Regions from separate parts of the Homo sapiens genome. Here all the other regions are linked to region 3. Evidence: chromatin loops called from intact Hi-C (ENCODE). Cell type or tissue: endothelial cell of umbilical vein. All regions are shown on one strand.

What was found. Peaks named below come from ENCODE experiments on the same cell type or tissue, not always from the same donor. Only the 100,000 strongest peaks of a DNase experiment are listed, where the experiment ranks them.
Region 1: a loop joins it to region 3, with 7 times the contacts of the local background. A loop is called at or near these places in 21 of 110 quality-filtered maps.
Region 2: it touches region 3 in a loop (9-fold over the local background); 37 of 110 quality-filtered maps call a loop at or near these places.

What each region holds. Positions count from the first base shown.
Region 1 is chr12:98,528,327-98,536,326 of GRCh38, reverse strand. TMPO (thymopoietin) reads right to left here. Exons shown (of 9, transcript NM_001032283.3): 3 at 4,489-4,647. Among named protein-coding and RNA genes, the nearest start is that of TMPO-AS1, 16 kb to the right of the region's middle. RefSeq lists a silencer at 7,859-8,000. In endothelial cell of umbilical vein, a CTCF peak has its summit at 3,426 (motif pointing right); a DNase peak (open chromatin) is centred at 3,436.
Region 2 is chr12:98,650,351-98,658,350 of GRCh38, reverse strand. All of the region lies in intron 4 of APAF1 (apoptotic peptidase activating factor 1), which reads right to left. Among named protein-coding and RNA genes, the nearest start is that of APAF1, 9.1 kb to the right of the region's middle. RefSeq lists an enhancer at 7,789-8,000. In endothelial cell of umbilical vein, a CTCF peak has its summit at 4,255 (motif pointing right); a DNase peak (open chromatin) is centred at 4,270.
Region 3 is chr12:98,420,270-98,428,269 of GRCh38, reverse strand. No RefSeq gene overlaps it. Among named protein-coding and RNA genes, the nearest start is that of TRD-GTC1-1, 79 kb to the left of the region's middle. In endothelial cell of umbilical vein, CTCF peaks have their summits at 3,263 (motif pointing left) and 5,147 (motif pointing right); a DNase peak (open chromatin) is centred at 3,299; H3K27ac peaks cover 1,108 bases.

The DNA.
Region 1 (8,000 bases), 110 kb before region 3:
CAAAATTAGTCAGTTGTTATTTCTAAAACTTCTACTACCAAAAATTTAAGTTAGATTACTTTCTTACTGAAGAGACAGAAAGGAAGTCAATTCTAAAGTTTTACATGAACTCTGAACTTGTGTGAAAAAGTGGTCAAGACATCTATATGTGTCTTGCTAACTTTCCAGTGTTAATACTAGTTAGTACAGAATCTATTTAATACTTGCAGGTTCCCAAAAACGAACAGTGATTTTTATCAAGTTAGTTTAAACAGTTCAGTCTTTATTTAGGACTAAGATTTCAAGTCCATCTCCCAACACTTCTATCAATGGATCTGTCAATGTATCTATGTTTGGTACAACCCCCAGCAATATAAAATCTATTTTATGCTTTGTTAACTCAGAATCTAAGAACTAGAAAGCACAAAGTAAAAAAAACCATTAGTAGTGGAATAGAAATCGGTTAAACGAATAAGGTATCTGGTTACAGATTAATTCCTCTTATAAATTTAGATTCCAACAGTCAATAAAAACATGGTCCTCAAACAGAAGAAAAACCATACCATAATCAGAATATTTTCAATTATACCACTGAAATGTCAAAGTGAGTTTCAATGATGAAATGGAAAAGGGGTGTTCATATACAAATATTTAACTTGTTGCAACTCCAAGAATAAAGCACACAGAACAACATGTTTCTGGAGACCACACAACACTGTTCAAATTTAACAACTTTATTGAATTTGCAGAAGCATTCTACAGTAATACATTTTTAAAAATCACATAGCACTCAGTAGGTACATGTATACATGTACATTTCAGAAGACAACAAATAAAATTACTCTCAGAAAGCTGCAAAGATGGACACATATAATCTAAGAATGTGGTAATGGCCAGAGGGAGTACCCAAGAGACCATATTTTATTATGCTTAAGGCTACTACTTTCCACAATACCTCTGCAGTTAAGACTCTTAACTTACAATCACAGAAATGAAAACATGATAATACACTGCTTTATACAGACATACAGATACTGGGATATAGTATAATTTCTTATGGCTTAAAAAAATTTAATTTGCTTTTAGAGTCTATATTGCTAAACTTAACTTTCCACAAAATACAATATATCATGAAAGCAAAGTATTATTTTTTAAAAGGCCCCATTATCTGACAAAATAGATGGTGAACATGCACTATCCCAGGATATCTATTATTATCCAAAGAAGTGTTTCTCAAAGTGTGGTCCATGGTACTGGTCCATGAATTGGTTGCTACCAGTCAATGAAGAGATAAATTACTTGCATCAGAGTGTAAATCAATACATTGCTTTAGCTATTAATAAAATTTTGCTAAAAAATCAAATCCTGTCATTGACCTAAAAAGTATCTCTAGATTTAAATTCTTGTGCATGCTTATCTTGCCTGTGGATAAGTAACAGTTTGTAGACTGGTGCTTTGAGTTGCATTGATCTAGACTACTATGATTGATGTTGCAGACATGAATAAATAACAAAGAAAAGTAAGAAAATATGAGCAAAAATATGGACAAGTTATGGAACGTGAAAAGATACTGAGATAAAAGTATCAAAAAGAACAACATCACTGTTCTGAATGTGTAACAAATGTTTAATTCTGTCCTAGGTATAAAGGAGGATGCATATTATTCTATTGAACAGTAAATACTCCTTATATCCTAATTAGAATTTTCTTAGTTTTGGAGAATTGTAAAAACATAAGTAAAGCAGGAAACAGAAAACAACTTAGAGACTAATATGTGATCTAGAAAGCGTTAAATTGTTTGTACCAGGCTTCCTATCTACGCAAATCTTTAGAAAAGACAAGTAGTTCTACACAGGCAATTACTTTTATACTGTAATTTGATGGGTAGAAGCTTAACATTTTGTAATTAGCCCTATCTGGAAACTAAAACAACCTTAACAGAAAAGAAAATGTTGGCATAAAGTACCTGAAAGATAAGATAGATGTCTTTTTGTCCTTAATTTTACTAGTGTTTATTTCCACGCTTTTTAATTACTTTGCATACTTCTCCTCCAAATAATGTTCCACCTTTAAAGGGAGTGGAAGCCAGCTTATTCTTAGAAGCTAAATTAATTTTGCAATCCTTCAGCCAGAGGTATCGACGACCTACAGTGGCATTTCCCATGGTATGGGCAGCCATCTTCACTTCATCAAATGCAGCTTCACAAATATATGAGGCTGCATCATATGTTTTGCTCAGAATCCCAAGCGCTTGGTGGGTACGACTAGGATCTGAGCTAAGAATCTGTGCAGCTTGACTAATGTCTGCCTGCATAGCCTTAGCTACAAAGGCAGTGTGAGTTGCAATCTGCAATGCTGATGCTGCAGCTTCATATGCTCTACAGAGTGCTAAGTCCAACTGCTGATTGCAAGACTCAGTGGAGGCTGCTTGAATACCTCCTAGTGGAGTGGCTTCAGAAATAAACCCTAGGATTTCATCATCTACTTTTGGAACTGATAATATCTGTGTTGCCTCCCTGGAAGAAACTGGATATTTGCATGCCAGTGAAGGCAGCTGCCTGTCAACTTGCTGCCATTCTTCTTCAATTACTTTTAAAATAGATTCATGGAAGGGAAAAGATAGTTCTGAGGCATCTATTTTATCATGCTGTGATTGCTTAGCCACTTCTAGACCTAAGGTAGTGAGTGAATGAGAGACAACAGTTTTGGCAAAAGAAGACATCAGTTCGGATCCAGGTATGTTCTGAAATGCCACAAAGGAACCTGAATCCCTTTCCTCCACTGACTTCTCACTCAGTCTAGGGACTTTTCTTGGAGGAGACAGGAATTCAGTTTCTTGAAACTTAGACTGATCAATTCTCTTCTGTATGTTTTCTACATCCAGTGGGGGCATAGAGTTAGAAGTTCCAGGCAAACTACCTACCCCACCCTGGACCAACAGAGAATTGACATAATCTCTGATTGCCTGGGCAAGTGGCGGAGAAATTAGTTGTGAGCTCTCAGACTCTTCTAGTGCTTTCCTTTTACTGGAGAGAGGCGATTGATCTGAAATATGGGACCTCTCAGGACATAATGGTTGAATTCCACTTTTCTCTCTACCGCAAATATTTTCTACTATGTCTTTATAGTAACCAGTGGTGGTTTCTTTAATCAGTGAAGGAGAAGCTGCAGTAGAGACCAACATGGCACTGTGTTCAGGCTGAGAAGATGACGAAGAACTTTTCTCTAAACACCTATCATGGCTAGACTTGCATGAAATAAACAAATTCCTTTCAGAGGCTAACTTCTGCAACTGTCCCCTGCCAGGCAAGTTTGTGGCAACAAGAGGCTCCCTAGGTAGGTCTCCCTTAGAAGTATGTACTTTCTTAGCTGCCTGTAGTTCGGTACTGCCCAAAGGAGGACGGGTGGAGATTTCAGGAAAAGAAATACCCTGAAAAAATCCACCACCAGAGGGAGTAGTTCCAAGTTCAGAAAAAGGAACAATATCCCTAGTGGACTTCACTTTCTTGTGTTCTTTCTTCTTTCCTGTAGAGGCAAAAGAGGCAGGAAGTTTAAGCATTACCTGTGTTTGAGCTGATTTTATTCTTTGCCTCTTTGCTAAAAATAGTGCTGTCAAAGGAAAAGACTATAATTTCATATTCTGAACTAATCTGCCAGATTTGCCCTGGTAGACAAAGCTTATTGAGATATAAACAATCTGGATCAAAATAAATAATCACAAGTCATATTAATTAAAAGTTTACAAAAATCAAGTTGTATTTATAATTTTTAAAGGACATTTATTTCACATACTATCCTTAAAAAATATTTAAACATCATGATCAAATTTTAAGATACTATACAGTCTACTAAAAATATAGTCAAAATATTTGCTTTAAAGTTGCCCTGAGGTCAGATTAACAAAAACTGCGAACAATTTAAATGCCTATCAATAGAGAACAGAGAAAATATGCCATATTTAAATGCTACCACTATGTATTAATTATGAAGAATAAACAGATATGTAATTAACAGGATTAGATTTCAAAAATAATGGAGTAAGAAAAAGCAAGTGATAAGATTTAGCATACTGTTTATATAAATTTTTTATTCTTAAAGTATAAAATAATACCATGTATTAGACAGATGTGTATGTGAAATATAAAACTTGAAAGACAGGCATTGAATTAATAATAGTAGTTACTTCTGTGGAGGTGATAGGTACAGGTAAGTACGAGAAACTTTGCCTTTACTTGTAATACTTTATTCTCTCAGAAAAATGAGATTTGTAGCAAAAAAGACAAAGTTAACTTGCAATTTCAGGTGATGGAAAATTATGAATTTGTACTATGTTGCTTCTTAGAATTTTCAATAAAAAGTATTTAAATCAAATTACAGAATTACTCTAATGACACGAATAAAATTTGTGTATCTTGCCAATATTGTTTTAAATTTTACTTTCTTCATGGTCACTGAATTTTGAGTGTGAAAAAATTCCATACATTTGATTAACATCATTTAAAATTTTACCTTCTTCATTGTCACTGTATCTGTCAGAATCATTACTTCCATTCTGCCTTGTATTTTCTGCTGAAGAAGAAATTGTTGGCAGAGGAGTAGAAGATCTTGATTCTGTTCCTTGTTCCCTCAGTTTCAAAAGCTTTTTCTCATATAGCTTCCTGGTTGTTCCTGGATTAAGGCAGAACTTGCTTTAGTACCTGTATTGTTTCATTTAGGATGCAGCTCAGACACTATCTTCAGCAACATTTTAAGCTATTTTCACCCTTTATTTTTCTAAACTCAAGTTCTTAAAAAAAAAAATACCATATAATGCGGCCAGACATAGTGGCTCACGACTGTAAACCCACCACTTTGGGAGGCTGAGGCGGGTACATTACTTGAGGTCAGGAGTTCGAGACCAGCCTGGCCAACACAGGGAAACTATCTCTACTAAAAATACAAAAATTAGCCGGGCATGGTGGCACACGCCTGTGATCCCAGCTACTTGGGAGGCTGAGACAGGAGAATCACTTGAAATTGGAAGGCAGAGGTTGCAGTGAGCTGAGATCGCACCACTGTCCAGCTGGGAGAGGAAGTAAGATGCTGTCTTAAAAAAAAAAAAAAAAAAAAAAAGGACGTGGTGGCTGATGCCTGTAATCCCAGCACCTCCAGAGGCCAAGGCGGGTGGATCACCTAAGGTCAGCAGTTCAAGACAAGCCTGACCAACATGGTGAAACCCAGTCTCTACCACAAATACAAAAAATTAGCTGGGCCTGGTGGTGGGCGCCTGTAATCCCAGCCACTCAGGAAGCTGAGGCAGGAGAACTGAACCCAGGAGATGGAGGTTGCGGTGAGCTGATATCGCACCATTGCATTCCACACAACTATATAATGCACTCTTTTTACAACAGGTGGTTTTTTGGGAAATGACATTTCTTTTAATAGCATGAAATACATAGTAGGTTAATACAGGCCTTTCTATAGACCATCTACTGAAAAGCCATGTATGACTATTTTTGACTGAAGTCTTGCATTTATTTTCTCTACTACTACGTAATAGTACTTGCCAAGGTAGAAAAATCACATGTAAGCGGATTGTACCTCTATGAAAAATAACTATGATTAAATTTCCACAACTCTAAGACATTAATATGCCTGTATTCAGTTATGGGGAAAAGAAAAGTTCTATAAATCAGATTTAAATATAACAACTTTGCAGTTAAAATGACCTTTTATGGAAAACACATATCACAAAGCAAAATTGATTACAAATTCTTAATACATTTGAACATCAGTGACAGTTTAAAACCAAAATAGATTTTGTTTTACATTAACTGTATTATCTTTCCTTAACTCCTGGTAAGATGAGCAAAATGATAATGGATATTTTTTAGAAGCAACATGTGTCCAGAAATGTTATATAAATAGCCTTAAGATGAACAGGTCATACATCAACATATAATTTAATGTAGGCTGATATTATAACACACATTTTTCAGTGTCTCCCTTTTGGAATTTCTTTTTTTTTTTTTGAGACAAGGTCTTGCTCTGTTGCCCAGGCTGCACTGCAGTGGTGCGATCATAGCTCACTGCAACCCTGAACTTGTGGGCTTAAGCAATCCTCCCACCTTTGCCTCCTGAGTAGCTAGGACTACAAGTGTGCACTACATGCCTGGCTACTTTTTTTTTTTTAAATAGAGACAAGGTTTCACTATGTTGTCCAGGCTGCTCTTCAACTCCTGAACTCAAGCAATTCCACCACCTTGGCCTCCCAAAGTGTTGGGATTACAGGCATGAACTACCATGCCCAGGCCTTTTAGAACTTTAAACAAAAACATTTTTTAAAAGTGTTATATATCTGTTGGTACTTGTATATGAATAAGCTTATGATTATTTGGAAGCAGCTTATACATTAAAACAAAATATTCTAAATCTTTATTTGCAACTATACCTATAGCAAAACCTACCAAATCTCTAGCGTCCACAATTTTAGGTAACTTAGAAGATCAAGACCAGATGCAGTGACTCATGCCTGTAATCCTAGGACTTAGGGAGGCCTAAGTGGGAGGACTGCTTGAGCCCAGGAGTTCAAGACCACCCTGGGCAATATAGTGTGCCCCCATCCCTACAAAAACTACAAAAATTAGCCGGGAATGGTGGCACGTGCCTGTGTTCCCAGCTACTTGAGAGGCTGAGGTGGGACTGCTTGAGCCTAAGCTGAGGCTGCAGTAAGCCATGACTGTGCCACTGCACTCCAGCGTGGACAACAGAGCAAAGACCTTGTCAAAAAAAAAAATAATAATAAAATGGAATTTTCTCATCTTGAGGTTATTGCTAAGACCCTCCAAAACTAAGGCATAATCAACACTGCAAAATCTTCATCACCTAAAAGTAATCCAACGATGGAAATCCAGTGTATTTAGTCCTAGGTTTTTGTTTTTTAAGGGTATAATTCCTCAATTCCAATCAAGATAGGACTTTCAAAAGGGTACTTTTAATGATAAATGAAAAAGGGGCTCAGCGCGGTGGCTCACACCTGTAATCCCAGCACTTTGGGAGCCTGAGGTGGGTGGGATCACCTGAGGTCGGGAGTTTCAGACCAGCCTGGCCAACATGGCAAAACCCCATCTCTACTAAAAATATAAAAATTAGCCGGGCATGGTGGCAGGTGCCTGTAATCCCAGCTATTCGGGAAGCTGAGGCTGGAGAACTGCTTGAACCTGGGAGGCAGAGGTTGCAGTGAGCCAAGATCACACCATTGTACTCTAGCCTGGGCAACAAGAGCGAAACCCCGTCTCAAAAAAAAAAAAAAAATAGGGTACTAGGCTAGGAATTTAATAACTTCATTAAGAAGAAGTCTGTCACTAACTCACTTTTTCTTTTTCCCTTATTTATTTATTTTTTTTGAGACAGGGTCTTGCTCCACTGCCCCTGGCTGAAGTACAGTAGCCATCACGGCTCACTGCAACTTTGACTTCCCCCCACCATCTCAAGCAATCCTCCTGCCTCAGCCTCCTAAGTAGCTGGGACAATAGATTTGTGACACCACACCCTGCTAATTTTAAAATTTTCTGCAGAGATGGGATCTCCCTATGTTGCTCATGCTGTTCTTCAACTCCTGGGCACAAGCAATCCTCCCATCTTGGCCTCCCAAAGTGTTGGGATTACAGGTGTGAGCTACTGCGCCCGGCCATTAACTCATTTATTTGGGCAAATTTGCCCAGCTATGTTACCTCAGATTTTCCTCAATTGTCATACAAGACCCACGTCTCAGCAGAAGTACGATATAAGTGGCCAGGCACGGTGGCTCACACCTGTAATCCCAGCACTTTGGGAGGCCGAGGCAGGCGGATCACAAGGTCAGAAGATCGAGACCATCCTTGCTAACACGGTGAAATCCCATCTCTACTGAAAAATACAAAAAATTAGCCAGGCGTGGCAGCGGGCGCCTGTAGTCCCAGCTACTCAGGAGGCTGAGGCAGGAGAATGGCATGAACCCGGGAGGCAGAGCTTGCAGGGAGCCGAGATCGCGTCACTGCACT
Region 2 (8,000 bases), 230 kb before region 3:
AGTAAACACTAGGAATGGCCATGATTATTATTACTGTTATCATCATCATTGTTAATTGAGCCATAAAACATCTTGAAATATGTATTTTTATTTACATATTGTCAGTAGCCAAAATCTTAAGTCTTCATAGACTATACTTAATCACCTCCACATAAATATACATATATAAAAAAGAGGGGTCCCTATGTGTAAAATATGGTAAACAGTAGCATTAGATCATTCCAGTAGCATCAATCATAAAGATTTATGTGATCTTAAACATACCAAAAAAAGCAAAAAACAGACTCAAAGATAAATGAATTAAATTACACCAAAGGGCAATTTATTTACTGGTATTCACAAATAATTAAATACAAATATAAATCACTACTTTAAAAACCTAATCACCCAAAAGAGATACTTGTATATATGCACAAAGATCTATTTACATCAGATATTTATTGGGCACTATTCTAAGAGTTCTCTGTATGTTCATTCATTTAATCCTATAGCACACTATCAAGCAGACACTATTATCTTCATTTTGAAAATGAGGAAACTGAAGAATAGAAAAGTTGAGTAATTTGCCCAAAGTTACACAGCTAATGAAGCAGAGTTGAGATTCAAACTTAAAGTATCAATGTTCAACTTCTACACTATTCTGCATCCACAAGAATATTCACTGCAGCATTGTTTGCAACAGGAAAAAGCTGGAAACAACCCACCTTAACCTACTATCCCATTGCAGGCTTCCAAAGTTTCAGGCAGGCCCAACTGAACCTTATATGTAAATGAAGTTTGGAGTACTGAATAGGACTTGACATATTAATTATGAAAATTAGACTTTTTATAACTTGAAGTGACATGGAGTCTTTGAACCTGCACAAGGTCAAGGAAAGGATCAGTCCCAGAAAAGAGGACGTAAGCAATGGTCTGGATGAAGCCTTGAGGAGCAAATACCTATTCCACTTCCCAGCATAGAGAAAAAAATCGGTTTTCACTCCAGATAAGGAGAGGACTAAAGAGTCAAGAGTATGTGCTAAGAAGCAACTGAATGATGGACAATAAAATGATGGACAATGATGGCTGAAGTCTAGGAGAGGACTGATAGTATGAATAGAGAGGATATTCTGGAATCAATGGATGAGAAGTCTTGGTAAGTCTATAGCATTAAACTTGAATAAAATGGGTGGAGGTGGGTAAAGAGTAGAAGAGAATGCTCAACATCAAGATTTCAAAAGTGCTGTAGTTCTAGTAATGACAAAGATCAGGGTCTAGCCTGTAATCAGGGAAGAGTTAAGAAATGTTCACAGGAGACAAAGAGGTTAAGGAGGTAAGAGGTTAAGGTTTTGGATGACTCATCCACACAGGTATCAAAATCACTAAGAGTGCTAACAGACAAAGAGCATAAGAGGAAGGTTATAATCTACGAACTCCAATCGTCAATGAATGAGACGGTGATTACATCAATAGGAAAGGTTAGAGACATGAACCTCAAAGCATTCAGCTGGAGAAGGGAGTATTAATGGTCTGGATGAGACAACAGAGAGCAAGAACAACGCCCACCCATTTCCTGGTGCTAAAGTATGTAGGATATAAAGGAAAAAAGTTGCCATGTCACTTAAGAAGGTTATGGAGAAGGTAGTAAACTCAGGAAACTGCCCAGTTTCAGATAAGGCAAGACGGCGAATATTCTAAGAAGTTGATGATACAAGAGAGTTTCCTGCTCACAGAGGAGTTCTACAGGGTATGGCAGAAACACATAGGAATGACAGAAGAAGACTTAGATCAGAATTTGGCAATGTACTGAATAGTGACTGCATGAAAGTCTAAAATATAACAAACAACTGGAGACAGAGAACTCTACAGTAACTGAGGTAGAGACAGGGCTGTGAAGCCTGGTTTGATTATCAGTGCCAATGTCTTAGAAGAAGGTAGACAAGCCCTACTGCTTACTCCTAAAGTTTCCTGAGGTCCCCTCAGGCCTCCTTCAGTGTAAGTTTGCAGTTATGAAACAGCAAGTCCTTGAGACTTCACTTAAACTTAAAGCTGTGTTCTGTATGTGTATATATTTATAATTGCAGAGAATAAAGTTTGGAAAAATTTACTCCGAATTGTTAACCAAGATTATCTCTAGGATAAGATTTAGAATTTAGAGCCTGGCACGGTGGCTCCCAGCACTTTGGGAGGCCAAGGTAGACAGACTGCTTGAGCCCAGAATTTCGAGACCAGCCTGAGCAACATGGTGAAACCACGTCCCTAAAAAAATACAAAAAATTAGCCAGGCAAGGCCGGGCGCGGTGGCTCATGCCTGTAATCCCAGCACTTTGGGAGGCCGAGGTGGGCGGATCACAAGGTCAGGAGATCGAAACCATCCTGGCTAACACGGTGAAACCCCGTTTCTACTAAAAATACAAAAAATTAGCTGGGTGTGGTGGCAGGTGCCTGTAATCCCAGCTACTCGGGAGGCTGGGGCAGGAGAATGGTGTGAACCCGGGAGGCCGAGCTTGCAGTGAGCCGAGACCGCGCCACTGCACTCCAACCTGGGCGACAGAGTGAGACTCTGTCTCAAAAAAAAAAAAAAGAAAAATTTTGGCCAGGCAACGTGCTGTGCGCCTGTGGCCCAGCTACTCAGGAGGCTGAGGTGGGAGGATGACCTGAGCCTGGAAAGTTGAGGCTGCAGTGAGCCAGGATCATGCCACTGCACTCCAGCCTAGGTGACAAAGTGAGACTCTGTCTCAAAAATAAAAATAAAAAGATTAAGAATTTAGGAGAAAGCAAAAAGGAACAAGTAAGGAGAACTTTTATTTCTTTTTCTTTTTAAATGAAAATACTACGGCCGCCCCTACTGGGAAGTGAGGAGCCCCTCTGCCCGGCCAGCCGCCCCGTCCGGGAGGGAGGTGGGGGGGTCAGCCCCCTGCCCGGCCGGCCGCCCCGTCCGGGAGGTGAGGGGCGCCTCTGCCCGGCCGCCCCTACTGGGAAGTGAGGAGCCCCTCTGCCCGGCCACCACCCCGTCTGGGAGGTGTGCCCAACAGCTCATTGAGAACGGGCCAGGATGACAATGGCGGCTTTATGGAATAGAAAGGCGGGAAAGGTGGGGAAAAGATTGAGAAATCGGATGGTTGCCGTGTCTGTGTAGAAAGAAGTAGACATGGGAGACTTTTCATTTTGTTCTGCACTAAGAAAAATTCTTCTGCCTTGGGATCCTGTTGATCTGTGACCTTACCCCCAACCCTGTGCTCTCTGAAACATGTGCTGTGTCCACTCAGGGTTAAATGGATTAAGGGCGGTGCAAGATGTGCTTTGTTAAACAGATGCTTGAAGGCAGCATGCTCGTTAAGAGTCATCACCAATCCCTGATCTCAAGTAATCAGGGACACAAACACTGCGGAAGGCCGCAGGGTCCTCTGCCTAGGAAAACCAGAGACCTTTGTTCACTTGTTTATCTGCTGACCTTCCCTCCACTATTGTCCCATGACCCTGCCAAATCCCCCTCTGTGAGAAACACCCAAGAATTATCAATAAAAAAATAAATTAAAAAAAAAAAAAAAAAAAGAAAATACTACTTTAAAAATATTTAAACAAACAAAAACAGACAAATAAACTATCTGTTGCCTTAAGTTTCCATTTTTTTAAATTTGTACTACCTAAAATTTGTAAAAATCGGCCAGGCACAGCAGCTCACACCTGTAATCCCAGAACTTTGGGAGGCCGAGGCGAGGGGATCACTTGGGTCAGGTGTTCGAAACCAACCTGGCCAACATGGTGAAACCCCATCTCTACTAAAAATACAAAAATTAGCCGGGTGTGGTGGCACACACCTGTAGTCCCAGCTACTTGGGAGGCTGAGGCAGGGGGACTGTCAAGAGGCAGAGGTTGCAGTGAGCTGAGATCATTGCACCCCAGCCTGGGCATCAGAATGGGGCTCTGTCTCAAAATAAAATAAAATAAAATAAAATTTGTAAAAATCATCCCAAGATTAAAGGTAAAGAAAGCATCCTGATATGGCTACCTAGTAAATTCTTTCATATTTTAATTTATGTACCTATTACCTAGGGTCAAAGGCCTTTTTCCCTAAATGTATAACTAAAAATTTAGGGCATTTAAATACATGCAAGAAAAGAGAAAACACTACCAGCTTTAAAAAGGCAAACAGACCAAATGACCATCTGATATGTAAATCTCTAACCATCACAATATAACATTTAGTTAAAAACTGAACCATTAATTCCACATTTCAGAAAGAATCTAAACATCTTGACTATGGGCACAAGAGGGAGCAATTTAGCTTTGCATGAGGAGGCTGTATTTACAATTCACTCAGAGAAACTAATTCAGAGAAAAGTTGCCTTTATTCAGGGAAAACTCCACACTACTTTCACAGGAGGCTTATCCTGGTAGCAATTAATAATCTAATAACACAAAGAAATCTTGGAAAGGACAGAAACAAATAGGAACACAGCCTATGAAGAAAGCATCCATGATTAAAAACCAACATACGAATACAGTAATGTAAAATGTCACTACTGTATTTAAAGATACGTCAATTCTTTACTATTTCCCTACAAATAAGAAAAAATTAAAGCATTGAAATTTCAAAAGACAACTGGGTTACTTAAAACTGTATAGACATAAATAGTTAAAAACTATATATATATATATATATATATATATATATATTTTTTTTTTTTTTTTTTTTTTTTTTTTTTTTTTTTGAGACGGCATCTCACTCTGTCACCCAGGATGGAGAGCAGTGGTGCAATCTTGGCTCGCTGCAACCTCTGCCTCCCATGTTCAAGCGATTCTTATGCCTCAGCCACCTGGGTAGCTGGGATTACAGGCATGCGCCACCACGCCCAGCAAATTTTTGTATTTTTAGTAGAGACGGGGTTTCACCATGTTGGCCAGGCTGGTCTCAAACTCCTGACCTCAAATGATCTGTCCACCTCGGCCTCCCAGAGTGCTGGGATTACAGGCACGAGCCACCACACCCAGCTAAAAGTTAACAACTTAATATTCTTTAATTTATGCCAATCACCACCCAAAGAAAACATTTCCATAGGAACCACAATTTTAATCAAATTTAGATCTCTTATATTATCTGTACTTTTAAAAGAAAAGGTTTTGCAATACAATTAAATGTCAAAAATCCAATGTTCCTGTATTTGAGAATGGAAGTGAACTCCAGAGATTAAAATTTATCTTTGGGAAAGCACCTATTCTTGAATTAGTGGACATACAAAGGCAGACTCCAGAGAATAAAGAACTAAATATGAATAATAAGACTGTAATAGGACTACTTGAACAAAACTCAGGAAACACAAGTTAGAAGACAAAAAAAAAAACTGATTAGTTTGACTACATCAGAGTTCTCGTCTACTGAGAACACCCAGGAAAAAAATTAATCAGATGGCAAATTAAAATAAGGTATTTAAAAGTCTAAAACCAGCTGAGCACAGTGGCTCACGCCTGTAATACCAGCACTTTGGGAGGCGAGGCAGGGGGATCACCTGAGGTCGGGAGTTCGAGACCAGCCTGACCAACATGGAGAAACCCCGTCTCTACTAAAAATACAAAATTAGCCAGGCGTGGTGGTGGGTGCCTGTAATCCCAGCTACTCAGAAGGCTGAGGCAGGACAATCGCTTGAACCTGGGAAGCAGAGATTGTGGTGAGCCAAGATCGCGCCATGGCACTCCAGCCTGGGCAACAAGAGCGAAACTCCGTCTCAAAAAAAATAAAATAAAATAAAATAAAAGTCTAAAACCAACAAAGTTTAATGTCTAGAATATATAAGAAACTCCTAAAAAGCAAAAAGAAAAAAAAATTGGAAACCCCAATGGAAAATAGACAAATAATATAAACAAAATCCATAAAAAAAGAAACCCAAAAGGCTAACAACAAGCTTATGAAGAAATGTTCAAACTTGAGTTACCAGAGAAATGCAAAGTAAAAGACACAACTTTATAGAAGTTTGCCTGGCAAAAATTACAAAGCTGGATCATACCAACCGTCACTGCACAAGTAGAATTATCGGAGTCCCCATACTCATCTGGGGGAAATGTACAGACTGGAGGGGAATCAAATTTGGTATTTGTATATCCTATCATTTAGTAATTTTGGCTGGACATGGTGACTTTCATCTGTAACCCCAGCACTTTGGGAGGCCAAGGCGGGAGCATCACTTGAGCCCAGGAGTTTGAGACCAGCCTGGACAAGATAGCAAAAACCTGTCTCTACAAAAAAATGTTTAAAAACACACCAAGCATGGTGGCTTACACCTGCAATTCCAGCACTTTGGGAGGCCAAGGTGGGTGAATTGCTTGAGCTCAGGAGTTCGAGACCAACCTCGGTAACATGACAAAACCCCAACTCTACAAAAAATACAAAAATTAGCTGGGTGTGTCAGCATGCACCTGTGGTCCCAGCTACTCCGGAGGCTGAGGTGGGAAGATCACTTGAGCCCAGAAGGCAGAGGTTGCAGGGAGCCAAGATTGTGCCACTGCACTCCAGCCTGGGTGACAAAGCAAGACCCTGTTTCATAAATAAATAATTAGCCAGGCATGGTGGCGTGTGCACCCAGCTCCTCAGGAGGCTAAGGTGGGAGGATCACTTGAGCCTAAAAGTTTGAGGCTGCAGTGAGCTATGATATGGCCACTGCACTCAGCCTGGGCAACAGGGTGACACTCTGTCTCTTTAAAAAAAAACAAAAATAAATAAATAATTACTAATTTTGCTCCTAGCTACAAATACCCAAGAAATTCTTACTCACATAGAAGTTCAACCCAGCTTTGCTGCAGCAGCAGAGAGTTGGATACAATCTACATATCCATTTACTTAGGGTAATGAGCAGTAAAATGGGTTGGTGGCAATCAGGTGTAACAAATAACATGTATACATAGCAACAAGGATAAATCTTAAAAACATTGTGTCATGGGAGATAAAAAACAGAATAATACCATAACATCTATGCAAATTTAAAATACCTGCATACCAACAACATACATATTTTACAAGAGTACACACTTTACACAGACATTTACAAAGAACATACATTAAATACATTAGGATTGTCCATGGAGAGGGGAAAGGAAATAAGAATAGGAAATTTTGAAATGGAAATAAATAAATACAGTGAAAAGCTCAGCCTAGTACAGATCTACTATAATAAGCCGTGAACTAAGGAATATGAATAACTCAGTCCTCTGAACTTGAGATCCCACAAAAGTACGAGGAATATGAATTAAGCTCACATGTACAGTTGCCAGTATCTCTAGGATTTTCTCAAAACAAAGTAGTTAAAACCTGTTCCAAGATAACAATTTATACAATATGACTCCTGAATATTTAATTCCATAGATTGTTAGTCAATTTTAATCCCTAGAATTGAAAATTCATCACAATAATGTAGAGCAATTTAAATGGGGAGAGGGAGTGTTCTTTTAAACCTATAAATTGGAATATTATAAATACACAAAGAAAGTTCATAATATTGAAAGGAAAACTCATTCCTTCACACTAAAGGAACTTAAGCTAAATTTATCCTGAAATATCCTTAGTGATCAACTTTGCAGTAGGGGCTTAAAAAAATCCTTGGCTCTGAGACTTGAAAGGAGCTAAGTCTCAGGAAACTTCTCTGTAATGATAGAGGGGAAAAACCAAGGGTTAGGAATCAGGCATACTTCTGACAAGAGTATAGTCTATACCACTTACAAAGGCTATGAAATTAAACTGAGGCCATGTGTACACATAGATATACCCTAGCCTCCATATTTCTAAGTCTCTTAGAGGCTTACTACTTATTCCAATCATTCTGTCTAAACTGTCTTAACCGTAGATCATGTTATACATACATATCAAAAAAAAAAAAACAAAAAACTTTTTTTTGAGATGGAGTCTTGCTCTTGTTGACCAGGCTGGAGTGCAGTGGTGCGATCTCAGCTCACTGCAACCTCCGCCTCCTAGGTTCAAGTGATTCTCCTGCCTCAGCCTCCCGAGTAGCTGGGATTACAGGTGCTCACCA
Region 3 (8,000 bases):
CAGACGGAGTTTCACCATATTGGCCAGGCTGGTCTTGAACTCCTGACCTCGTGATCCACCCGCCTTGGCCTCCCAAAGTGTTAGGATTACAGGCGTGAGCCACCGCGCCCGGCTGCTATTGTTATTATTTTTATTTTTTGAGGCAAGCTCTCACTCTGTTGCCCAGGCTGTAGTGCAGTGGCACAATCATAGCCCTCTGTAACCTCCAACTCTTGGGTTCAAGTGATTCTCCTCCTTCAGCCTCCGAAGTAGCTAGGACTACAGGTGCACAGTACCACACCTGGATAATTTTGAAATTTTTTTGTAGAGATGGGGTCTTACTATGTTGCCCAGGCTTGTCTTGAATTCCTGGCCTCAAGCAATTCTCTCACTTCAGCCTCCCCAAGTGCTGGGATTACAAGTGTGAGCCACCAGCCCCAGCCTAATGAAAGCTTCTATTAAACTTTGAAAAAATCGGTGTCTTAGAGGTACTACTGAATATGCTGTAGATGAAAAAGAAAAAAACACAACAAAACCCAAAAGCCAAACCTTACTCAAACTAGCTTAATAATAAAGGATAATTCCTGGTACATATAAGGATGATATTAAAAATATTTAACAGCCACTACAGCATAGGTATTAACCAATTAGAGTAGGCATCTGAGTAATAAGAATGATGTGAATATAAATCATTCTGTTATAAAGATACATGCACATGTATGTTCATTGCAGCACTATTCACAATAGCAAAGATATGGAATCAACCCAAATGCCCATCAGTGATAGACTGGATAAAGAAAATGTGGTACATGTGTACCATGGAATACTATGCATCCATAAAAAGGAACGAGATTATGTCCTTTGCAGGGACGTGGATGAAGCTGGAAGCCATTATCCTCAGCAAACTAATGCAGGAATAGAAAACCAAATACTGCATGTTCTCACTTATAAATGGGAGCTGAACAATGAGAATACATGGACACAGGGAGGGGAACAACACACACTGGGGCCTGTCGGGGGAGGGGGAGGGGTGAGAGAAGGGCATCAGGAAACATAGCTAATGCATGACGGGCTTAATACCTAGGGGATGGCACACATTTACCTGTGTATCAAACCTGCACATCCTGCACATGTACCCCCGAACTTAAAATAAAATTAAAAAAAAAAAAAGAATGATGTCACCCATGGATGACAGGGATGGCTATTCCAGTGTGTACTGCTCAGTATATCTTCTTGGCTTCATGGAACTAAAATATCCATTAGTAGGGTCCCCTCAGGTGAGGCTTGATCTGGTAGCTCCATAATATTATGCCAAAAACTATTTATTATCTGCCCTGTCTTCTTTGCTATGACTTTCATCCTAAACCGAGTCCCCAGGTTGGCTGCCAGTGGCTTCTGAGGTTGTGTGCTTCAATATTTTTATTTAGCAAGAAGTAGGGATTGTCTCTCTGTGTCAGCATTTATAGCAAGAATCTTGAGTTTTCCCCTGATTAGAATGATTTGGGTCACATGCTCACCCTTATACCAACCGTGTTGGTGAGGGCCATGACTTGGTTGGTCAAGGTCTATGTCCCACCTGGAGTTGGGGGTCTAATCAGCTTTTCTGGTACCACTTGGATCCCCAAACAAGCATTAGGATACTACAGGGAAGGGGCGAGTGTGGATACTGAGGAAACAATCAACAAATATTCTCTGTATTAATGCAAAATATGTTATCAATAGATCTAACAAGAAAAACTACATGGTGATCTTATTGGATTAAAAGACATTCTATATAATAATTATTTTATGAATTAAAGAGTAAAATATTAATATCTCCAAAGAAAAGTGGGCAAAGTGTATAAATCTATCACTGAAAGAATACAACTGGTCAATAAAAATGTAAAAAAGCACATATAAGTTAGTAATCAAAGAAATAAAAGTAAAAATGTTTATTTCTGCTTTTTGCTTAATCAAATGGCTAAATTTTATGCAGGGAGTATAATTGTCCCACATAACCCAGTGAGCTTATCTGGGTGGCCTGGCCAAAGGGTAATTAGGACTCGGGGTCTTGCCCTTCTCTCAGTTGGAGGGGCAGTGCCCAAGCTCGTCTTCTCATGTAACTGGTGCTTTCATTCCCTGCCGAGGACATGTTGGCAATGGGCTGAAACATCCTACAGGCTCCAGAGTCCCTAGGTGCTGAGTGTCTGGCATTCTAAATAACTCTTGTAAATAGCAGGCAACCCTAAACCACACTGCTTGGTATACTGATAAGGCTGTTCTCTCATGCTTATCATAGAAGGAGGAAGAGCCAGCCAACATCCCTGATATGCCTCTTTATAGATTACAGGAGCAACTGCGGGGGGCTTTTGTCAAGCTGAACCTGGCCTTGAAAATTTCTTCTTTTTCCAATTAAGCTGATTCCCTAGCTCATAGCATGTGATATGAGATTTCACCCAAACCCTAGGGAATATTGTACACAAAATAAATATTAAAAAAAATGATATACTGGGGCAGGCGCAGTGGCTCAAGCTTGTAATCCCAGCATTTTGGGAGGCCAAGGTAGGCGGATCACCTGAGGTCAGGAGTTCGAGACCAGCCTGGTCAACATGGTGAAACCCCGTCTCTACTGAAAATAGAAAACTTAGCTGGGTGCGGTGGCAGGTGCCTGTAATCTCAGCTACTTCAGAGGCTGAGGCAGGAGAGTCGCTTGAACCTAGGAGGCAGAGGTTGTAGTGAGTCAGTATCGTGCCACTGCCCTCCAGCCTGGGTGACAGAGTGAGACTCCATCTCAAAAAAAAAAAAAAAAAATTGATATACTGAATGATGATGAAGTACAGGTGATGGATATTCTCATCTTGTCTGTTAGTCTAAAACTAATTGCAACCTTTTGCAGAAACAATTTATAATATGTTTAAAGGACTTTCAGCATATCACTTTTTAAAAAATACACTCATTAAATAGTAGGTTGATCACTATGGTCAATAATGTCATCCAGATTCCAAGGAAACTCAACAAAAGTATATAACATTGTACAGGAAATACTTTGGCTCTAAGATTAGAGTAAAAAATGTGTAATATTCTATTTCCTTCCCCTGGAGATTCTAGAAATTAGACACCCGCATTGTTATTGGTAAACTAGGTTAAAAACCTAGTGAATAACAAAAAAATCTGTCACTTGATGATTATGATTTTAATAGCAACCTTTAAAATATACATCTGGGCCCATCATCTGGCTTCAAGGACTAAAACTGTAACTTAAACATACAGTATAATGTGGTTCTGAACAGTGAGGCCATCTGGTGGCCGTCTGGAAATTTTCTGACACCCGGTGTCTGCATTCCTGACACTAAACCCCGTCTGGCCTTAAAAGTGAAGCTGCTGCACGGTCGTGAGAACCTGTGGTATTTCCTGAACTAAATCTTCTGGAATGAGTCCAAGATTTAACTGCCAAAGCCAAATTCCATTATACGTGAGGTGGTTAGTGTTGCAGAAGGGTTTCATGCTATATGGCTAGTCCGTGTCCAGCCCGTCACCTGTTCACAGACAGGCTTGTCTATAAATTGCCTTGTTGCAGTGGAAGGTCTTAAAACAAAAGATTCTGCTGGAAACATATAACATGGAGTTATATGAACCGAAGCAGGGCCATATGGGAAGGGCAATATTCAGAAATATATTTCTGAACCTTCCTTGTCTCAGTTTTTTGTGGATTACTTATAAAGAATATGGTCAGTTTCCAGAACACATATTAACCCCTGTGTGGGTAAAATAATAATGTTGTCAAGATGTGGTGAAGCACAGGTGAGTCCTGTTTTCTGAGAATCTCTTTTTCCCTGGACAAAGCTCTAGATAGAGATGATAATGTACTTGAGTTGTGTAATTATGACTTGAGTAGTGATAAGTAAATGTATCTTTGCTTAACAAAGATACATAAGTACTTGGAATATTGCCTTGACAATTTTATCTCTTCATGCTGCAAATTCACAACTCCTACTTGACTCTATCAATTAACTTTATAAATGTAACCTCTTTTCAATCATTCTTAAATGTGAGATGTAATTTTCCTTTTTAATTCTCAACTTGTCTCTTTCTTTTTGAGACAGGGTCTCACTCTGTTGCCCAGGCTGCAGTGCAATGGCATGTCCACGGCTCACTGCAGCCTTGGACTCCTGGACTCAAGCAATTGTTCTACCTCAGCCTCTTGAATAGCTGGGACCACAGGTATGTGCCACCATGCCTGGCTAATTTTTTTTTATTATTTATAGAGGCAGGGTCTCACTATATTGCGCAGGCTGGTCTCCATCTCCTGGGTTAAAGTAATCCTCCTGCCTCAGCCTCTCTGTCATGCTCAGGGCCAGGTTCCAGCGCCAGCTGAGGGCTGAGGGGTATGGGCGGATGTGGGCAGGAAAGTGGAAGAACACTCAAGAAACAGCAGGTAGATGAGACATGGCTTTATTCAGCAGCCCCTCACAGGGTCAGTGTTACATTTATACCTACACAGACATTAGTGACTGAGAGCCAGGTGGGGAGCTTCTCTATGTTGTGTCTACATGGCTATGATTGTATGAGACATGGGAGTGTGCGCGTGCACCCCAATCCCTCTGAGTCATTTAGGCTGTTTACCTTGGCCTATGCCTGCTGCCCTATGCCTGCTTGGCTACAGCACAGCCATGTTCCTTACACTCCATCCTCTAGGCCAAGGGGATCCTCTTGGTGGGGACCTGTGCACATATGGCAGTACCCTGGACCCATAGGCCACAGCAACCACACAGAGAGCAACAACCTACCAGGAATATCCTGCTATGCTACTTATGATTATGAGAGCCCAACATAGGCCAGAGCCCAAAAGACGCCCACCATCTCTGTAGGGGGTCATCAGTAAGGTGCTCAATTGCCTTAATCTCCTATGACACCCCTTGCAAAGCTGCCGTTACATTCCAGTGGTTTTCAGGGATAAATGTACAACATTGTGTCCCTACAAGGCACAGGGGCCACCTATGTCCTTGCATGTCTAAGGCTATGTCTAAGGCCATCGTGTTTTGCAGCACCACCTTCCTGACCTGGTCAACTTCATTAGTTAACAAAAGGAGAGCAACTTGGGTGTAATTTAGGGCCCCAGCTGTGTGCTCTGCAAAGGCTGTAACCTGCTTTTCCAAAGTAATGACACCTGCTCCAGGGATACGTATTGCTAAGGGATAAAACCACCAGGGGGTGCCCTGCACTCAGAAAAAGTGGGAATGCAGTGCCTCCCAATTATGTGGGCAACTAGGCAATGTGGGAAGCATGATGGCAGGCACATAAGGCCACCCCCAGGTACAACGTCCAGTCCAATTGGCTGGCAGATTTGGCCATCCTGTGTCCCCACAGACCCATAAATTCCCAGGGGGCACAAAGTCCATGGGGGCCCGGCCTTGGTAAGGTCGCTTGTTCCTCCACACCCTTGGTGTGGTGACACATGTTTTATTTGCACAAACCTCAGCAGGCAACCATCCTACAGTGACATTACCCCAGTGCTTCTCTATACATCATGGTACCTGCAATGGGGGCACTATGTGTTTCCCATTAACCAGCCCCATTCATCATGGACACTGCGAGTCAGCCAGGGGGCAGGCTCGCCATGGGGTTTGCCATGCCCCCATCCAAAGCCCACTGTGTTGCATCCCACGCATTGTCTGTGGGACCTCAAGTCTCTAGCTATGTCCGGTTCTTCACAGAAGCTGGATGCACATGCCAGGGCCAGCTGTCTGCAGCTGCTGCTGGAAGGGCGGTGCAGATCCAACAGTTGGAGACATTGGTCACCTCGGCGTAGGTGTGGGCCCAGTCTACGATGCTGTTGGAGCCGCCAATCTACCACTGGAATGACAAAACAGGCACAGGAACTAACAGGGCAAGTCACGTCCCTCAGGCAACATACAGGCTAACTTTTCATCTCTGGATAACGATGCAGCCACCAAGGGCTTCTGCCCTGGGTGATGAAACCACACCTTCTCGGCTCCCCGTGGTTCTTTTGGGTCTTGTACTTGTGCCAAAGTCACAGGAGAGCTCACAACAGGCCACACAGACAGTACATATATCCCCCCAAGGAGGGTCCCTTCCCTGGCTGTTCCCCTATGACGGTCAATCGTAGAGGCTACATACACATTAAATACCCAAGGAGTAACATGTAAGTCATACCGCAGGCCCTCCCCTAAGGGCTTGGAGGTTCCATGGCTGACACCAGGATTTCTGTTCCCCTGTCTTCAGGAGCACTGGGGCAGGCAACAATAGATTACTATTTGTCCCCATACTTGGCCGGAGGAGGTCATCCTAGATGTGTATAGATGGACGGGCATGGCGGCCTGGTGTAACAGTGCCTCCACCAGGGCTGGGCCGCCTTTCTGTGGCAACTCATTCAAAATTTGAAGCACCAGGTCCAACCTTGAACTCCAGCCCCGCAAAGATGGGGGAGTAACATGCTACCGTAACCCGTTCTTCAAGAGTCCATTATATCGCTCAATCAGTGGCTTGTGGGTTATAAGGAACATGAAACCCCCATCATATGTCCATCTGTAGTGCCCACTGTTATACCTGCTGTCCAGTGAAACGTGTTCCCCTATCACTTTCAACAGCCAGGGGTTGGCCATATAGAGCACATAAGTATTGCAGGGTTCAAATGGTGTGTTGCTGGTTAGCCACCCTGCAAGGGTAGGCAAACAACAAGCCAGAGGCTGTGTCTACAGCCGTCAGTGCATATGTGTAGCCCTGCGCTTTTGGAAGTGGCCCAATGTAATCTATTTGCCATCTGGTCAAGGGCATCCATCCTACCGTCACTCGCTGTGTTACAGTGGGCAGCTGTCTCCGTCTGGGGTATGCCTGGGCGCATGCCTGGCACTTCCGGCAGGCCTCCAAAGTGTCCTGCGAAGGCAAAGACAGACCCCAGTACCTACTGACCTGTTACATCAGTTCAGTACATCAGTTCAGAAACTGTCCCAGTTTCCTGTGTAGCCACAAAGCTACATCTTGTGTAGGTGCCGACTCTAACCATCAGACCTTGGCTAAGGCATCCGCCTCAACATTACAGGGGGTGGCCAAAGGCACATGACCTGACACATAATAGTTACCTATTTCTGATGACCTATTTCCCAGAGGTCTTGCCACATCGCTTAGCCCCAAATGGGCCAATCGCCTACAAGCCAATTCAGCAGCCCCTCACAGGGTCAGCGTTACATTTATACCCTACACAAACAATAGTAGCTGAGAGCCAGGTGGGGAGCTTCTCTGTGTTGTGTCTACTACCTCAGCCAGTAGTCACTTCATATATGCGGTGCCCCATATATGGGGGTGCTAAAAGCACTCTAGCCAAAAGCACTCGGGGGCGCTGAGCCCAGCACAAGATCCCTCATGTGGGAGGTAAAACGTTCTGGCCCCTGGATATTCAGATAAAACATAGCCTGTCACCTGCCCATCTCCCAGAGTACCTGCACCAAATCAGAATATGATTGCCATTTACTCACAATTTTTGATATCTCTCTGGCATCATTCCAAACAGTCCATATGGCTGCCATCAGCCACTCTATTAATGTCCACACCTTGCCCGTGTGCCAATGATTGGCACAGCTGCAGTGTCTGACGAAGGGAGGAGTGAGTTGTAATAGAGGCCAGCTTCTCCATCTCGGAGGCAGAGCAAGAAATGCTATCAGCCCCCTCATCCCAAAAACGGAGTAGCCAGGCTGGCAGGGGCTCCCCTGGGCGCTGCCAACACTGTTTACTCAACTCCTGCAACTCAGTGGGGGTATAAGCACTATAAGAAGTGTGTTCCACCACTGTTGTGGGGGGTCCTGGGCTCTCCCCTGGGGTCCCATCGGCTCCTCATGTTCTACCTTCTGACGGATCACAGGGCGAGCCCGCAGGGAAGGAGCCCCTCCTCCTTAGCATCAGATCCAACAGAAGTGTCTGACTGGGACGACTGGCTGAAGATCGCACTAACAGCCATTGCTAACTCCTGTTCCAGGCTGCTTATCTGGGCCTCCAAGCGCCCTGCTTGTGCCTGCAGGTCCCCCACC